2 separate regions of the Homo sapiens genome follow, and region 1 is linked to region 2. The links are chromatin loops, found by intact Hi-C in ENCODE. Cell type or tissue: CD14-positive monocyte. All regions are shown on one strand. Links, peaks and the distances in the headings refer to the core of each region. The heading gives the core; the rest is flanking DNA.

Region 1 (8,314 bases), core at 279-8,278, 110 kb after region 2:
CCCTCCAGGCTGGGCACGGTGGCTCATGCCTATAATCCCAGCACTTTGGGAGGCTGAGGCAGGCGGATCACCTGAGGTCAGGAGTTCGAGACCAGGCTAACCAACATGGTAAAGCCCTGTCTCTACTAAAAATGAAAAAATTAGCTGGGTGTGGTGGTGGGCACCTGTAATGCCAGCTACTCAGGAGGCTGAGACAGGAAAATAGCTTGAGCCCAGGAGGCAGAGGTTGCAGTGAGCCGAGATGTGCCACTGCACTCCAGCCTAGGCAACAGAGTGGGACTGTCTCAAAAAAAAAAAAAAGAAGAAGAAAGTGTCCTCCAGAAGTATCTCCACCAGCCCTGGAAAACTGAAAACCCATCTCTGCTTTGCTCCACATCCCTGGAAACCTACCAGGTCCCCTCACCTCTTTTTTTTTTTTTTTTTTTTTTTTTTTGAGATGGAGTCTCGCTGTGTCACCCAGGCTGGTGTGCAGTGGTGCGATCTTGGCTCACTGCAACCTTCGCCTCCCGGGTTCAAGCAATTCTCCTGCCTCAGCCTTCTTAGTAGCTGGGATTACAGGTGCATGCCACCACACCCAGCAAATTTTTGTATTTCTAGTAGAGATGGGGTTTCACCATGTTGGTCAGGCTGGTCTCGAACTCCTGACCTCGTGATCTGCCCTCCTCGGCCTCCCAAAGTGCTGGGATTACAGGCTTCAGCCACTGCGCCTGGCCACCCTCACTTCTTTTTTTGCTTCCCAGCAGGGGGAGTTACTACCAGGGCTCTTTGGGGAGCCAGGACCCCTCGGCCGAGCAACCTGGGCCGTCCCCACCGTGCGCAGCGGCTGGATCCAGGGCCTGCGCTCCCTGGCACAGCACCCCAGCGCCCTGCGCTTCCTGGCCGACCATGGTGAGTGCGCCCACACCCCACCCCATTCCTCATCCTGCCTGTGTGATCCCAGGGAATTCACTGCACCTTGCTGAATCTGAGTGTCTGGTCTGTGCGATGTCTCAGGGTTGTTGCAAAGACTGCACTGTGACAGTACGGCTGTCCAGTGTTCTCTGGTTGGCAGGTCAGGCCCTAGGAGCCAGGACGGCTTTCTCAGCCACTTACAGATCAGCCGTGAGGACTCAGTCTTTGAAACTATTTGGGAGCCAGGCGTGGTGATGCGTGGCTATAGTCCCAGCTACTCGGGAGGCTGAAGCAAGAGGATCACTTGAGCCCAGGGGTTCGAGGCTACAGTGAGCAGTGGTTGAGCCACTGCACTCCAACTTAGGCAACAGAGCAAGACCCCGTCTCAAAAAAACAAGAAACGAGGCTGGGCACGGTGGCTCACGCCTGTAATCTCAGCACTTTGGGAGGCCGAGGCGGGTGGATCACCTGAGGTCAGGAGTTCAAGACCAGCCTGGCCAACATGGTGAAACCCTGTCTCTACGAGAATACAAAAATTAGCCGGGCATGATGGCGGGTGCCTGTAATCCCAGCTACTTGGGAGGCTGAGGTGGCAGAATGGCTTGAACCTGGGAGGTGGAAGTTGCAGTGAACTGAGATCGCACCATTGTACTCCACCCTGGGCAACAGAACAAGACTCTGTCTCAAAAAAAAAAAAAAAAAAAACAACAAGAAGGAACGAATTGGGAAGCATCACAAGCTGTGTGTGTTTAACGCTCGGGGGGAGGAGGTGCTTGTCTCCAGGGAGCTTCAGTTCCTGTTCTTTTTTGCTTTTGAGTGGAGAGGCATTTGGGGGCATCTTGGGGGGCCCTCTGCTATTTGTATCTTCCCTGAGGCCCTCTGCCTCCCCCAGCTCTATTCTGGCTCACCCCCTTTTCCCTCTCTTCCCCCATCCCCTACCCAGGTGCGGTCGACACCATCTTCTCCCTGCAGGGAGACTCCAGCCTGTTTGTGGCCTCGGCGGCCAGTCAGCTCCTGGTGCACGTCCTGGCTTTGTCCATGCGAGGTGGAGCCGAGGGGCAGCCCTGCCTGCCGGGGGGTGACTGGCCCGCGTGTGCCCAGAAGATCATGGATCACGTTGAAGAGTCCTTGTGCTCCGCGGCCACCCCCAAGGTCACTCAGGCCCTGAACGTCCTGACCACGACCTTCGGGCGCTGCCAGAGCCCCTGGACGGAAGCCCTGTGGGTGCGGCTGAGTCCCCGCGTGGCCTGTCTGCTGGAGAGAGACCCCATCCCCGCCGCACACTCGTTCGTGGACCTGCTTCTCTGTGTGGCTCGGTCAGGGCCCCGGGACGCAGCTGGGGGGCCTGGGTGGGCAACTGTTTTCCTCGGATAACGCCCAGGGATGTCCCACTGGCAGCCGGAGACTCTCTGAGGACATGGCCTGCAGTGAAGCGGCACCGGGGTGACCCTGGAACCCTCATGGGGAAAGGCCTGTCTTGGGCTGGGCGCCTCCAGTGCCGGAGCCATGGCAGTCTCAGCCAGGCCTCGAATGGGGTTTTGAGGGTGGGGGAGTAATTTTTCTCTCTGGGGTCTCCCTGCAGTTCTCCCGTGTTCAGTTCTTCCGACGGCAGCCTGTGGGAGACAGTGGCGCGGGCTCTGAGCTGCCTGGGTCCCACCCACATGGGACCCCTGGCTTTGGGGATCCTGAAGCTCGAGCACTGGTATGGTCTGGGGTGCATTTCATTCCGAGGCGGGTGCTGGGAGCTGGGGCAGGCAGGGAGGTTGAGAGCGCAGCCCTCATGGCAGGGGAGTTCCGGACACCAGGGACAGTCAGGCGGCCGTGCGGGGTGTGACTGGGTGGTGCGTGGGTTGCGCGCGGCAGCTTCTGAAGGTTCTTTAGCAACAGAATAATTGTTTCAGACCAAAGCTCTGCGAGATCCCCAGAGGTGAGAAGGATGCGGGAGCTGCTCTGCTCAGAGCAGGGTGGTCCTGCCGACGCCCTGCGCTCCGCTGCCCTCCCACCTGTCCCCCACCGCAGCTTTGGTTGGGGGTTTCGGAGCTCCCCAGCACACACACCATGCGGGTGGGGGGCCTGGGGGCGGTGCAACGGCAGAGCCTGGGGTCAGGACAGGTGGGAAGGCCGTGGATGGCCTGCCAGTGTTCCAGGTGGGCTCACAATAGGGGTGGAAGTGACCTCAGGACCTGCTGCCCACAGGGCCCAGGGGTACCATGAGGGTCCAGCTCTGAGCTCCGGGGTCTCCGAATGTTTAGGAGAGAGTAGACCGGGGGAGGATGGAGGAACAGGCCCGGCCCTGCAGGAATGCATTGTGGGGACACTGCCTCCACCTAGGCCCAGACGTGAGGGCAGGTCCCTCCCACAGAGTGGACGCTGTACACACCTGGGGGCACCCCATCCCTGTCCCCCTGAGCGGGCACTGCCCCTCTCTCTGGGTGCATGGCCAGGCCCTCCTGGAGGCCCCTCAGTATCTGCTCCTAAGGACATCAGGAGTGTCAGGCCCATCTCCTTGGTCAGGCCTGTCCTCCCCGCCACTCTGTCCCATGGCATCCCCTGGCCAGTGGCCTGCAGAGAATGTTTCTCGGGGGGTGTCCCAACCCCCTGGCTGATTTGCCCCAGGCTTGCTGGGGACATTAGGAGCACAGCCAACTTGTCTCGCAGCCAGGGTCGCGGCACTCACCTCGCGTTTGTCTCCAGTCCACAGGCACTGAGGACCCAGGCCTTCCAGGTCCTTCTCCAGCCCCTGGCCTGTGTCCTGAAGGCCACGGTTCAGGCCCCCGGACCCCCAGGTGTGCTGCTTAGAAAGGGCTGGGAGGGCAGAACCTGGGTCCCTGCGGCTGGGGGAAGGGAGATGGATGAGAGTAGCTGGCTCGCCACCCCCGCCCCACTTTAATCACACCCAGGCCTCCCTCCAAGAGCAAAGGGGACCGGGGACATGGCCATCTCCCCTGGTGAGCTGCTGCTCTGCACCTAGGTCCTGGCCTGTGCTGTGGGTGGTGACCGTGGGGTGGCTGGTGACCGTGGGGAGGCTGAAGTGCTCTCTAAGGGAGCTCTTCCTGGCTTGGCCCCCAGGCTTGCTGGACGGGACGGCAGACGATGCCACGACGGTGGACACACTCCTGGCCTCCAAGTCGTCCTGCGCCGGCCTCCTGTGCCGCACCCTGGCTCACCTGGAGGAGCTGCAGCCGCTGGTAGGTGCGGCCCGGTCCTCATGCAGCCCAGCAGCATCCACGCTGGCGGTGGGACCGCAACGTAGGCTGACGCCCCCCACCCCTTGCTGCCCCAGCACCCTTGCATCCACGCCAGCAGTGGGACCACAACCTTGGCTGATGTCCCCCGCCCCACATGCCTCGAAGTCCCAGCACCCCTGCATCCACGCCGGCAGTGGGACCGCAACCTTGGCTGACGGCCCTCTTCCTCGCAGCCCCAGCGCCCTTCACCGTGGCCCCAGGCGTCTCTACTGGGGGCTACAGTGACTGTCCTGCGGCTCTGTGACGGCTCGGCTGCCCCTGCCTCCAGTGTGGGGGGCCACCTCTGTGGGACCCTGGCGGGCTGCGTCCGGGTCCAGCGAGCAGCCCTCGACTTCCTGGGGACGCTGTCACAGGGGACAGGTGAGTGTGTTCTGTACGGCTTTGGCGTGGGGCTATCCCTGTGCCCCCACTCTCCTTTCTGCTCGGAGGCACCCGGGAACTGCTGTCCCTCTCTGTTTCTTCTCTGGGGTGGGGGCTGAGGGGTGCAGGGGCCGTGCAGGAGGTTTCAGCTGGCGGATGAGGCCTTGTTCTGCTCCTTCCCAGAGTTGATGGGGAGGGTCCTAGGGTGGGGGTGGGGGTGGTTTATCCACTCACCTCTGTCTCAGGCCCCCAGGAGCTGGTGACGCAGGCGCTTGCTGTCCTCCTGGAGTGCCTCGAGAGCCCCGGCTCCAGCCCCACGGTACGGTGGTGGGGATAGAGAGCGAGGAGAGGAGGGAGGCAGAGGCAGTGGGACCCACCCCTGACTCCACCCCGTCCCGTGCAGGCCTCTGCGGATGGGGCCTTCACACAGGGCCACAGAGCTGCTGCTCAGAGAGCTTCACGATGCAGGTGGCTGCATGGGGCGGGCCCAGGGCCTCTTGTTGGTGAAGATACATCAGCACGCAGGGGTGTGTGGGGCCGTGGGGAGCAGGGGCACTGGTCAGGCGGCCTGCGGGGAATTCTGGACAAGGGAAATGAGGTGGCACCAAGACGGCCCTGGGCGTGGGCTTTGGGTTCTCCTAAGCGCCATTTGTGAATGTGCCTACTCCACAGCCCCTCACGGAGCTGGGCCCTGGCAGGTACAGACCTTGTGCCACCTGCCGCTGAGCAGACAGCAGACAACTTTGGAGGAAGGGCCCAGGGCTTCTTGGGATCCTAAGGAAAAGGTGCCCTGCGTAATTGGTCATGTTTTGATGTAGAAATCCCGTTGCCTGGGTTGTGGGTCTTCTGGTGAGGGCTGCCACCACCTCCTCCTGCTCACAGTCTGGGAAGCCGGTTCTGCAGCATATTCTGCCCTATTAAAATCAGCCCAGGAGGGGCGTGGGGCTCACAGCTGTGATTACTGTGCGTTGGGGGGCCGAGGTGGGGGGATCAATGGAGCCCAGGACTTTTGAGGCCAGCCTGGGCAACATAGCAAGATCCCATCTCTACAAAAAAATAGAAAAATTAGCCCCAGGAGTATAGCTCAGGGGTAGAGCATTTGACTGCAAAAATTAGCCAGGCGTGGTGATGTGTGCCTCTAGCCCCAGCTACTCATGAGGCTGAGGCAGGAGGACTGTTTGAGCCTGGGAGGTGGAGGCTGCAGTGAACTGTGATTGCAGTCCAGCCTGGATGACACATTGAGACCCTGTCTCTAAAAAAGAAGGAAGCCCAGCGTTCCCTTCTCTCTCCACTTCCTGTCCCCATTGCTGTCCCTGGAGTACGGGCAGCACAGGTGAAGGCGAGGGGGACAGACAGACAGCCTGCCCCTCCGTCTCCCGTGGCCCTGCAGCCCACCCTATCTGCTCCAGGTTCTGAAGAAGGCCTTCCAGGCCACGCTCAGGTGGCTCCTGAGCTCACCCAAGACCCCCGGCTGCTCTGATCTCGGCCCCCTCATCCCGCAGTTCCTCAGAGGTAACGCAGCCCCTTGCAGGGGTGAACGGAGCTGGAGTCGCAGGGGTGGAGGCAGCAGGGGCTGGGTGGAATGGCTCAGCTGGCTCTGAGGGCAGGGTGAGCCTGGCCCCAAGGTCACCCTGACCTGTCCCTTCCCACCCTAGAGCTGTTCCCTGTGCTGCAGAAACGCCTGTGCCACCCCTGCTGGGAGGTGAGGGACTCCGCCCTCGAGTTCCTGACCCAGCTGAGCAGGCACTGGGGAGGTGAGTGCTGGCAGGTGGAGGGGCTGCCTTCCCCGCCTGTGGGGGGCTCACTGAGCCAGGGTGCACCAGCAGCCTCTTGCTGGCTCTAGAAACTTGGGCCATGTCGGCTGCCCACAAGGGGATGGAGGCAGAGGCCGAGGCGACAAGGCTCGGCCCTCAGTCACAGCTGCATGTGGCCGTTTCGACCCCCAGGACAGGCTGACTTCAGATGCGCACTCTTGGCTTCAGAGGTGCCTCAGCTGGCCCTGCAGCTCCTCCAGGACCCTGAGAGTTATGTCCGAGCGAGTGCAGTGACCGCCATGGGGCAGCTGTCCAGCCAGGGCCTGCACGCCCCCACCAGCCCTGAGCATGCAGAGGCCCGGCAGGTAGGAGGTGGCAGGTTCCTCAGCCAGCAACTCCCGCCTGGCCATCGTGTGTGCTCGTTTGCTTGCGGGTGGTCGAGCGGCCAGCATGCAGCGTGGGAGCAGCTGCTGCTGTGGGCAGCGCCTGCAGCAGTGACTGCCGAGGCCCTGGGGCTGTGCTGGGTGTGGGACCTGTGCGCTTCGCCTTCTGTCTCCCCAGCACCCCTCCACTTAGACATGGTTACCTCCATTTGACAGATGGGTAAACTGAGGATTGGAGGGCCGTGTGCTCACTGCGCAGCATGGGAAGGTGTCAGAGCGGGCTGTGGCCCTAGACTGCATGTCCGGGGCCAGCCCCCATCATGTACCGGAGTCCTGTTGCGGGAGCCTCGCTCCTGCCACCCCACCAACCATCCGCACTTGCTCCCTGTCCCCCAGAGCCTGTTCCTGGAGCTCCTGCACATCCTCTCCGTAGACTCGGAGGGCTTCCCACGGCGGGCGGTCATGCAAGTCTTCACTGAGTGGCTGCGGGACGGCCACGCCGACGCGGCCCAGGACACGGAGCAGTTCGTGGCCACTGTGCTGCAGGCGGCGAGCCGAGACCTGGACTGGGAGGTCCGCGCCCAGGGCCTGGAGCTGGCCCTCGTGTTCCTGGGCCAGACTTTGGGGCCGCCGCGTACCCACTGCCCCTATGCCGTGGCCCTACCCGAGGTGGCCCCAGCCCAGCCACTCACCGAGGCACTGAGGGCTCTCTGCCACGTGGGGCTCTTTGACTTCGCCTTTTGTGCCTTGTTTGACTGCGACCGCCCTGTGGCGCAGAAGTCTTGTGACCTCCTTCTCTTCCTGAGGGACAAGATTGCTTCCTACAGCAGCCTGCGGGAGGCCAGGGGCAGCCCCAACACTGCCTCCGCAGAGGCCACCCTGCCGAGGTGGCGGGCGGGTGAGCAGGCCCAGCCCCCAGGGGACCAGGAGCCTGAGGCTGTGCTGGCCATGCTCAGGTCCCTAGACCTGGAGGGCCTGCGGAGCACGCTGGCCGAGAGCAGCGACCACGTGGAAAAGAGTCCCCAGTCCCTCCTGCAGGACATGCTGGCCACGGGAGGCTTCCTGCAGGGGGACGAGGCCGACTGCTACTGAGCAGAACCAGAGTCTGCCACTGGGGCTCAGGACCAAGGGAGGCAGCACCATGTCCTTCTGTGGGACACTGCCAGCCCCAGGGCTCCAGCCCAGCCCGGTGGATCCTCTGGGGAAGCCAGGACCAGGAGAGAAGCAAGGTCAAGAAATCCCACAGTTTGATGTATTAAAGAAATGACTTATTTCTACTCAAAATAAATGGCATTGAAGTCTTTCTTTAACCCTTTTTGAGTTAATTTAATAATAATGATCTGAGACAAGGGTCCAGTGTCATTCATTCGCATGTGGATATCCAGTTTTCCCAGCACTGTTTATTTTTTATCTATCTGTCTGTCTGTCTGTTTTTTGTGATGGAGTTTCGCTCTTGTTGCCCAAGCTGGAGTGCAATGGCACGATCTCGGCTCACTGCAACCTCTGCCTCCTGGGTTCAAGTGATTCTCCTGCCTCAGCCTCCCGAGTAGCTGGGATTACAGGCGCACGCCACCATGCCTGGCTAATTTTTTTGTATTTTTAGTAGAAACGGAGTTTCACCATGTTAGCCAGGCTGGTCTCGAACTCCTGACCTCAGGTGATTGACCCACCTCAGCCT
Region 2 (8,314 bases), core at 121-8,120:
ACAGCAATGTGCTTCAGACTCTCCTGAAGCCCAGTCCCGGCCTCCCAGGCTCTCACCTGCTGGAAGGGGTTGGCGGCGCGGGGCGAGCAGGCCAGGTAGTACTGCAGGATGTCTGCGGAGAGACATCAGGGAAGGCTGAGCTGCAACAGCTGTCCCTGTGAGACTGCGTGCACGTCTGCCTGTGTCTGCACGCATATCTTCAGGGCATCTGCGTGCATGTTTACATGTGTGCATGTGTGTCTGTGTGCACCTGTTTACACATGTGCATGTGTCTGCATGTTTACTTACACGTGCATGTGTCTCTGTGCACGTTTCGTGTGCACGTGTGCCGGTGTGCATGTGTCTGTGTGTTTATATGTGTGCATGTCTGTGTGTACATGTCTTCGCATGTGTGTCTGCATGCATTTACACACATGCCTATGTCTGTGTGTGTGGCAGTGGGGTCTGGGCTCCCATCAAGCCAGAGTCCCCACACACTGCCCCTTGCCTGGGTTCCACCTTCCGAACTCTTTACAAGTTCAGTTCTTCCAATTATAAAAGAACATTAAAAAAAAACATTTTAAAAGTTCAAAAAATGATGAAAGTATTTAACAACATAGGAGAGCACCAGGCATCACTGTGGCCGCCTGTGCAGTGAAGCCAGCGTGGCTGGCCTTGCTGCCTTCTGGGAGGGGCTGTCTGGCCCGCAGGCTGGAGCTCACACTTACGTGTGTACATGTACACGTGTAGGGGGCGCTGCTCATACTTGATGAGATCCCCCCAAAGGCCGCCGGCTACAGTAGGGACCTGGAGGGACCAGGATGATAGCACCGGGGCCAAGGACAGTGGTGGGTAGCACTGAGCGGTCACCAGCCCTCCCCGCCCCTAGCAGAGCGGGCCCACCCCTCCACCCTCGCCCCCGAGGACAAGGTCAGTGGGCGGCAGATGACTTTTCCTCCAGGAGGCTCTTCAGGCTTTGGTGGAAGTGGTTCCTTCAACAAAGGCAGGTAAAAAACCAGCCCACAAGCCAATCCTGTGGCCTCCAGGGACAAAGGGTGGCAGGATGGTCACCTTCAAGGTCATTCAGTAACCCTCACCCCCACAGGGACAGGCCTTCTATTTCCTATTGGGGAACACACAATAATTCCACAAGGGGGGCCTGAGAAGCTTAACACACTGACGGCACCCCGATCTCCAGATTCCCACGTCCACCTGCCTCTGTGCCGTCCGACACACATCGCAAACCTCCCGAGGGGGCCGAAACTCCCGATGCCCCAGCTCCCTGCCCCCCACCTCCAGACCTGCTCCCCCACCCACAGTACAGCTTATGGTCCCGCAGCACAGAGCTGCTGAAACCAGGGACGCCAACTCCTGCTCCGTCCCTCTCGCTCCCTACATCCAACTGACCGGGAAGTCCTGCCAGCTCCGCCCTCAAAGCCCATCCCTGTCCACCTTTTGCTCCATTTATTCAAGCCCCTGCTGTCTCCTGCTTGAGGTATCCTCCTCACCCACTCTTGTAACCCTTGAGGCCTGAGGAAGCTTTGAAAGGGACCTTCAATCATGGGTCAAATCTCTCCCCTGCCTCCCTCCCTCCAATGGCCTCCCCCTGGAATAAAGCGAAGCTTGCCACAGAGACTCAGCCCCACTGGCCTCCCACCCTCCATTCTCCCCTCGGGTCTGCCTCCTGCCTCGGGGCTCTTAGAAGAGATGCAGCGTCCTTCTGGCTCTACTTTTTTTTTTTGAGATGGAGTTTCACTCTTGTTGCCCAGGCTGGAATGCAGTGGTGCGATCTCGGCTCATTGCAACCTCCACCTCCTGGGTTCAGGCAATTCTCGTGCCTCAGTCTCCGGAGTAGCTGGGATTACAGGCACCCACGACCACACCCAGCTCATTTGTGTATTTTTAGTAGAGACAGGGTTTTGCTATGTTGGCCAGACTGCTCTTGAACTCCTGACCTCAGGTGATCCACCCGCCTCGGCCTCCCAAAGTGCTAGGATTACAGGTGTGAGCCACTGCACCCAGACCTCTGGCTGTACTTTAATGCCACCCATTTGGCCTCCCCTGGGCATCTACTCGAAGCAGCCCTGGGTCACCTGCCGCTCCCCCTGCCACGCGGGCACCCGCCACCCCACATAGTTCCTGTCATTCTTTGCAGAGCCTCCCACTTGGGAAAGGTGGTCCTGTTTGCTCACTAGCATCTTGGCCTGGGACCTGTCTCCCTGAGACCATGGACCCACAGGGCAGGGGTGTCTCGGCCTCAGCTACCCCACTCTTTTGGCTCAGCCCAACCCTGGGGAACCCGCTGGGACACGGCCGTGGACACAGACTCACCCCCACTCAGCACCGAGTACTCCTCCACCATTTTGGTCACGTAGGCGTCAGGGTCCACACAGAAGTCGCTGGAGCCCTGAGGTGGGCGTGGGCAAGCAAGAGGGGTTGACCAAGCTGGGCCTAAAGGGAAGCTCTCGGGGGTAGAACCCGTCCCCTGGAGTCTGCTTTCAACTCAGGAGGGTGGACTGTGAATCTGGGGTTACAGGTGGACTGTGCCCATGGTGGGTCCCCACCGCTCTCGGGACCCAGTGCCCGGGAAGATGGGAGGGGAGAGGAGTGTGGCTTCCCCTCGTCCCTCCCCCAGTGCCCAGGTCCAGCAGCCGGGGACCTCACCCCCTCTGCCACTCACCACGGACACAGCCAGCTCCAAGCCCAGCGCGCCCCAGCTGATGACCAGGGCCAGGACTCCCAGCAGGCAGACCCTGGGGCAGAGACAGCCAGTCAGCAGCCCCCAGGCCAGGGTGGGGGCCGTGCCACCTGCTGGGCTGCAGGCCAGAAGGCAGGTCCCAGTGCACATCAGGGGTCAGCCCACACATGGGCTGGGGCTCTTCCTGTGGCCTGGCCTCAGCCAGAGCTGCCCACAGCCCAGGGCCCAGATGGATCCCTCTCCTAGGTGGGGTGGGGCTCAGAGATCTGAGCTGGAAGCAGGACTGGAGGGCCACGTGGCTCTTGGGGCCCCGCCCCTCCTGTCCCCCAGGTCCCTCTCCTGAACAGGCAACAGTGTCCACTTTCACGTGGGTCCCCGCATCCCGCCGCCCACGTAGCAGCCCAAGGGGCCTGATAACGTCAGCTAGATCAAGCCCTCCTGTGCTGAACCCTCGCTCAGCAACTGGGGACTCAGAGCTCTTGCTACGGCACTGGCCTCTCCCTCATCTGAGGCCTCACCTCACCCACATCTGGCTCCCTTTGATCCAGATACACAGGCCTCCTGTGCATACCCCACTGCAGGTGCCCCCACCACGAGTCCCCCATATCCCAGTTCAGATCCCCAAAACACACCCCAGTGCAGGCCCCACACCCCACTGCGGGCCCCACACCCCACTGCGGGCCCCACACCCCACTGCGGGCCCCACACCCCACTGCAGGCCTGCACACCCCACTGAGGACCCCACAACCCACTGCACACTGTCATCCTTCCTGTCTGTCCAGGCGTCCCTTACTCCCTTGGGCCCCTGCTCAATCCCTCCTCGCTCAGGTCTCCTTGGGCACAGCGTGAAGCTGCACCCCCCCCCACCACCCTACTGCAGGCCTTCACACCACCCCGGCTTTTCCTCTCCAGGGTGCTATCACCTCTGGCCCATGCCACGTTTCCCTCATTCTGCTCCTCTGTGGCCTGTGAGTGCCACGTGGGGGGAGGCTGTGTGTTCTCCCATCTCTCCCAGGCCTGGCCCAGGGAGGCACCAGCCATGGCTGTGCAGCTGCGTGGTGAAGGGCAGTGACAACACCTTACCTCCCACAGAGGAGCTGCCGCTCTCTCTGCCTTCCAAACGAGGAGACCAAGGCCCAGCAACAATAAGCCACCTGCCCAAGGTCACCCTCCTAGTGAGCCGGAGCTGGGGCTGGAACCCAGGCTGCCCCAGGGCCAAGGATGGAAGGGGTGGAGGAAGGAGCCCCAGCCTGGTCTCTGGGTGGCCCCAGGCACTCGGAGACCTGGGCAGGTTGCTTCAGGTCCTGGGCTACAAGTGCCCCACGTGCAGACTCTTGCAGGAAATCAAGGGCTGGGGGCAAGTGTGCTGGGATGCTGGCCACAGGGGCACAGGCCACAGGCACAGAAGGGGCATCTCAGAGCAGGCCCAGTGCAGGGGGGTCCCGCTCAGCCCCCACCGCAGAGCTTGTGGCTAGGATCTGCAGATGAGGTGGGGGAAGGGGTAACATGGTGCCTTGCCCTGCCCCTCCGCTTTGGGCCCACGGGGGGCCGACACCCCCAGACTCACCCCACCAGGATGCCCTTGGAGCTGCGGATGAGGCCAACCAGCACCAGGAGGCAGATGATGACGTCCAGCAGCAGCAGGCCCAGGTAGCCCAGCCACCTGCAGGCAAACCTGGGAGTGCGCCAGGGCACAGGGACCCGGGGCCTGGGAGTGGGGCGCCAGGGGCCCTTGAGGGGGAGCTGAGGCCAGCAGCCTGGCACCCCAGAGGGCATTCAGAGCGTCTGGGTCATGGGGACTGGTGTCAGTTCTTGAGAAAGGCTCCCATTAGGGGAACTCCAGCCACTGCCTGTGACCTCCAGTGGCCCTGGGCCACACCCTGCCCATCAGGCCTCATGTACTAGGTGCTGAGAGCAAAAATTGGCCCAAGGAGGGTGATGCTTTCCCACGTGGGGCGGGCAGGGAAGAGGGCCTGGCCGCACCTGTACCAGTCGTAGAGATCCACCTGCTCCGCCAGCACCTCCAGCGACACCGCCGTGTTCCTCCAAAAGGGGATGGCGGCCGTGTAGCCCAGCAGCGTCTCCAGCAGGCCCTGCAGCCTCTGTACGGCTCGCAGGGGCTCGGGCCGCCCGGCCAGCTGCCGCTCCAGGGTCTGCAGGCTGGGCTCCGCCGTGTGGTTCAGCCCCACCGCCGTGTCCCACACCTGCGCCGGACCCGCGGGCGTGAGGCTGGGAGCGCGCCCGCCTCGCCCCAGAGTCTGGGCCCCTCCTGCACAGCCCCAGTCCCGGCTGCCCCGCCCGTCCTCGCGCAGACGTGGGGCTCCGGAGCAGCAAGAGTGCTCCTGGCCCCAACTCCGCGGCCACTCACGCGGTCCTGGACCCCGGCCACCGTGCGGTTGGCGTGGCGGAGCGAGTAGGTGGCCCTATGGATGCCATCACTGGTCTCCCCGTTGCCGTAGAATCCCACTGCGATGCCGGCGCTGGAGAGGGCGGGCCCGTGAGATGTAGCCCCGCCCACCCACACACACCCCACTCCAGCCCCGCCCCCTCGGGCCGCCCCCTCTGGCCCCGCCCTCCGTCCCCGCCCCACCGCGCTCACCTGCACACCAGCGTGGCGATGATGACACACCAGGCCGTGCAGCAGCAGTCGGCGTCCAGGTGCTCCTCGCTCTTGCGCCGCCGGCAGCACAGCCAGAAGGAGTAGAAGAGCAGGAAGAGGAGGTCCAGGGCGAGGCAGGCCAGGGCGGCGGCCCCCAGGAGCAGCAGGGCCTGAGGGCAGGCAGGAAGCGGCGCTGGAGGGGTGGACCCCCAGCTCAGAGTCCCACGCCCCGCCCCAGCAGGGGACCTGGCGCAGACTCCCATTTAATCCTGCCCCCAGCCCTGGGAGGTGGGCCCCATCCCCGACTTGTAGGTGAGGCATGGAGTCTCCCACCACCTCAGTGATGCACCTGGGGTCACCCAGGCCTGGACCCCACACCTGGGACCCCGGTCTCGCCATCCTCAAGGCTGCACAGCATGAAGACTCCATAGCCACTAGGAGGGGCCGGGTGAACCGACTCCAGGCTTCTGTGGCTCCAGCAAGGGCACATGTCCCCTCCCCACCGGGTCCCCAGAGTCCAGGGCAGGTGCTCAGGACGTCTGCCCCACCAGGCCCCAAGGAGAGGCGCTGGATGGAGGTAGCCAGAGAATGTGGGTGACAAACGAGGACGCTGCTGGTGAGCCACCATCTTTGCAGCCACAGCCCCACTAGGGAGGTCCCTCCACCTCTCCGAGCCTGGTTTATCTTCTGTAGAAAGAAGTGCTGCTGAGCAGGGCAGGGTGGCTCACGCCTGTAATCCCAGCACTTTGGGAGGCCGAGGCGGGCGGATCACCTGAGGTCAGGAGTTTGAGACCAGCCTGGCCAACGTGGCGAAACCCCATCTCTACTAAAAGTACAAAAATTAGCCAGGCCTGGTGGCGGGTGCCTGTAATCCCAGCTACTCAGGAGGCTGAGGCAGGAGGATCACTTGAACCCGGGTGGCGGAGGTTGCAGTGAGCCGAGATTGCACCACTGCACTCCAGCCTGGGCGACAAGAGCGAGACACTGTCTAAAAAAAAAAAAAGTGCTGCTGCTCCCCCGAAGAAGCGAAGCCCTGGGGAGGGGGCTGCCGGCATCAGCTACTGTCCTCACCCCCAGCCCGAGACAGCCCCAGGACCCCAGAGCCCGTCCCCGTCTCAGGCCCAGAACTCTCCTACCTGAGTCCTGGCAGGATCCCCCACCCCAGCTGTAGTCCTGAGGTTTTCAGGTCTGGTAGGGAAATTGGGAGCCTGTGGGGGACTGAACCCCCTCTTGCTGACCATGAAAGTGTTTCTGAGGGGTGAACATGGAAGAGGCCCCATCAGGAGTCTGATCCTGTCTGGGGTCTGTGCACCGAGAAGCTGCACTCAGGGGTGGGCACCGTCCATGGCGTGCCCCCACGCTGGATGAGATGGTGGGGCTGGCCCCACACTGCTACAGGCTGCATACAGGCGCCCCATCGGACACACAGCCCTGTCTGGCTCCAAGCACGGCCTTCCAGTGTGGCTCTCCCCAGGTCTCTGAACACAAAAGACAGACCACAGAACAGACACCAGAGCTCCCCTGTCCCGAGGCCAGGCGACCCCCACAGGAAGTGGCTAATTTGATGCAACAGTGACATTTCCTCAGCACCCGCTGCGGGGAGGGAGGGTAACGTGGCCCCAGAGCTGTCCCTTCTCCTGGCACTGCATTCGATCTGCCTGGCCGAGTGCTCTCACCCCATTTCATCCACAGGGAAACTGGGCTTCATAGAAGCTACAGAGAAAGCACACAGGCCCTGCAACCCCAGGTCCCTGGATTCAGCATAGCCCTGCCCCCGGCTCAGCCCTCCAGAACCTCCACACACTTCCTGTGCCGGGGGAGGGATGGGGAGCTGATACAGGGCTGCGCCTCATCATGGGGCCAGGGACCACCTAGAGGCTAACTTGGGGGTGCCCTGGGGGGTGTCAGCAGCTGGGGCCCTCAGTGTTGTGGGGTGGCCACCAGGCACACCTGCGCTGCCCTCATTGGCACTACTGCAGAGAAACGCCTCTCTCCCCACATCTCAATGCTTCAGCAGTGTGGCCCTCTTGGGACCCCAGCCTTGGGAGCTGCTGGGGCAGATGGTCCCCTGCCTGGCCCCCCCTTGGGATGAGAGGCTCAGCCACAGTGGGCAATGGGATTGCTGCTGGATCTCCCAGGAGACGGTTGCCAGGCAGTGGGAGGATGCCGTGTCCTGCCCTCCAGGAAGCCGGCCGACGTCCACACCCGAAGGCGGCCTTTCCACCTCCACCCAGCCAGGGAGGTGCTGACCAGCCCGGCACACCCAGAAATGAGCCGCCATGGTCCAAAGCCACACCGGTGTGTCCACGGCTGCCCAGCAGCCAGCAATCTGGGCACTGCAGAGCATCAGGGGCGGGCACCCTCCCACTCCTTCAGCCATGCACAAGTGCCTACCGCCCCTGCAATGGCAGGAGGACTGCTGGGCCCTGCACCCCCACCCTCCAGGGGCAGGACCCAGGGCTGGCACCAGAGCCACTGAAACTGAATCAGCTCAGGGCGGTCTCATGGTCCCAGGGAGCTCATGTCACAGAGGGGTCCTCAGGGCCCAGTAGGGCTTACCCAAGATCACACAGGGAGGCGGAGACAGTCCAGTCACTTGGCAGGGCCTCATATTAACAGTCCCAGCACGGTACCCATGCTCTGTGCTCAGTGGGTTGTCTATAAACGTTAGGGAGCTTGGAAAAGCCACGCTCTGGGGCTCCCTGGGTCTGCCCTTGCCTGTGTGGGGCTGGGAATGGAGTGGAGGTGCTGACCCCACCGGCTGTGACTGCAGGCCCTGCCAGTACCCTCCTTATAGCTCAGAGGCCAACGGCAGAACAGACCTGTAGGGGCAGCTGACCATGCCCCCCGGGACCAGAGCTCCACAGGACCCATGCCCACGTCTGCACTTCCATCCACAGGGCCTCCCCTGGGCTCCCATGGCCTGGGGGCCATGTCAACCAGCCGCATCTTGGCCCCGGGCTGGTCAGACTCCTCCAGCGAGCCCTCCCTCTGCTCTCCACTTGCAGAGGCCTCCCCAGTCCCTGGCTGGAGTCACC

What was found. Hi-C counts contacts between places; a loop is a spot of excess contacts. Peaks named below come from ENCODE experiments on the same cell type or tissue, not always from the same donor. Only the 100,000 strongest peaks of a DNase experiment are listed, where the experiment ranks them.
Region 1: it touches region 2 in a loop (2.1-fold over the local background); 32 of 110 quality-filtered maps call a loop at or near these places.

Annotation. Positions count from the first base shown.
Region 1 is chr7:2,537,483-2,545,796 of GRCh38, reverse strand. It overlaps BRAT1 (BRCA1 associated ATM activator 1), which reads left to right. Exons shown (of 14, transcript NM_152743.4): 4 at 741-888; 5 at 1,835-2,207; 6 at 2,474-2,593; 7 at 3,586-3,677; 8 at 3,961-4,079; 9 at 4,313-4,499; 10 at 4,745-4,818; 11 at 5,909-6,011; 12 at 6,155-6,253; 13 at 6,446-6,618; 14 at 7,033-7,987. The coding sequence ends at 7,728. Among named protein-coding and RNA genes, the nearest start is that of BRAT1, 14 kb to the left of the region's middle. In CD14-positive monocyte, for the core only: a CTCF peak has its summit at 7,624; no DNase peak of the experiment used is centred there.
Region 2 is chr7:2,643,985-2,652,298 of GRCh38, reverse strand. It overlaps TTYH3 (tweety family member 3), which reads right to left. Exons shown (of 14, transcript NM_025250.3): 2 at 5,277-5,446; 3 at 5,046-5,157; 4 at 4,661-4,881; 5 at 4,245-4,340; 6 at 2,660-2,732; 7 at 2,311-2,386; 8 at 57-112. Among named protein-coding and RNA genes, the nearest start is that of TTYH3, 16 kb to the right of the region's middle. RefSeq lists enhancers at 6,495-7,058, 7,295-7,414 and a silencer at 6,770-7,064. In CD14-positive monocyte, for the core only: a CTCF peak has its summit at 761; DNase peaks (open chromatin) are centred at 4,508 and 6,838; H3K4me3 peaks cover 1,752 bases; H3K27ac peaks cover 4,899 bases.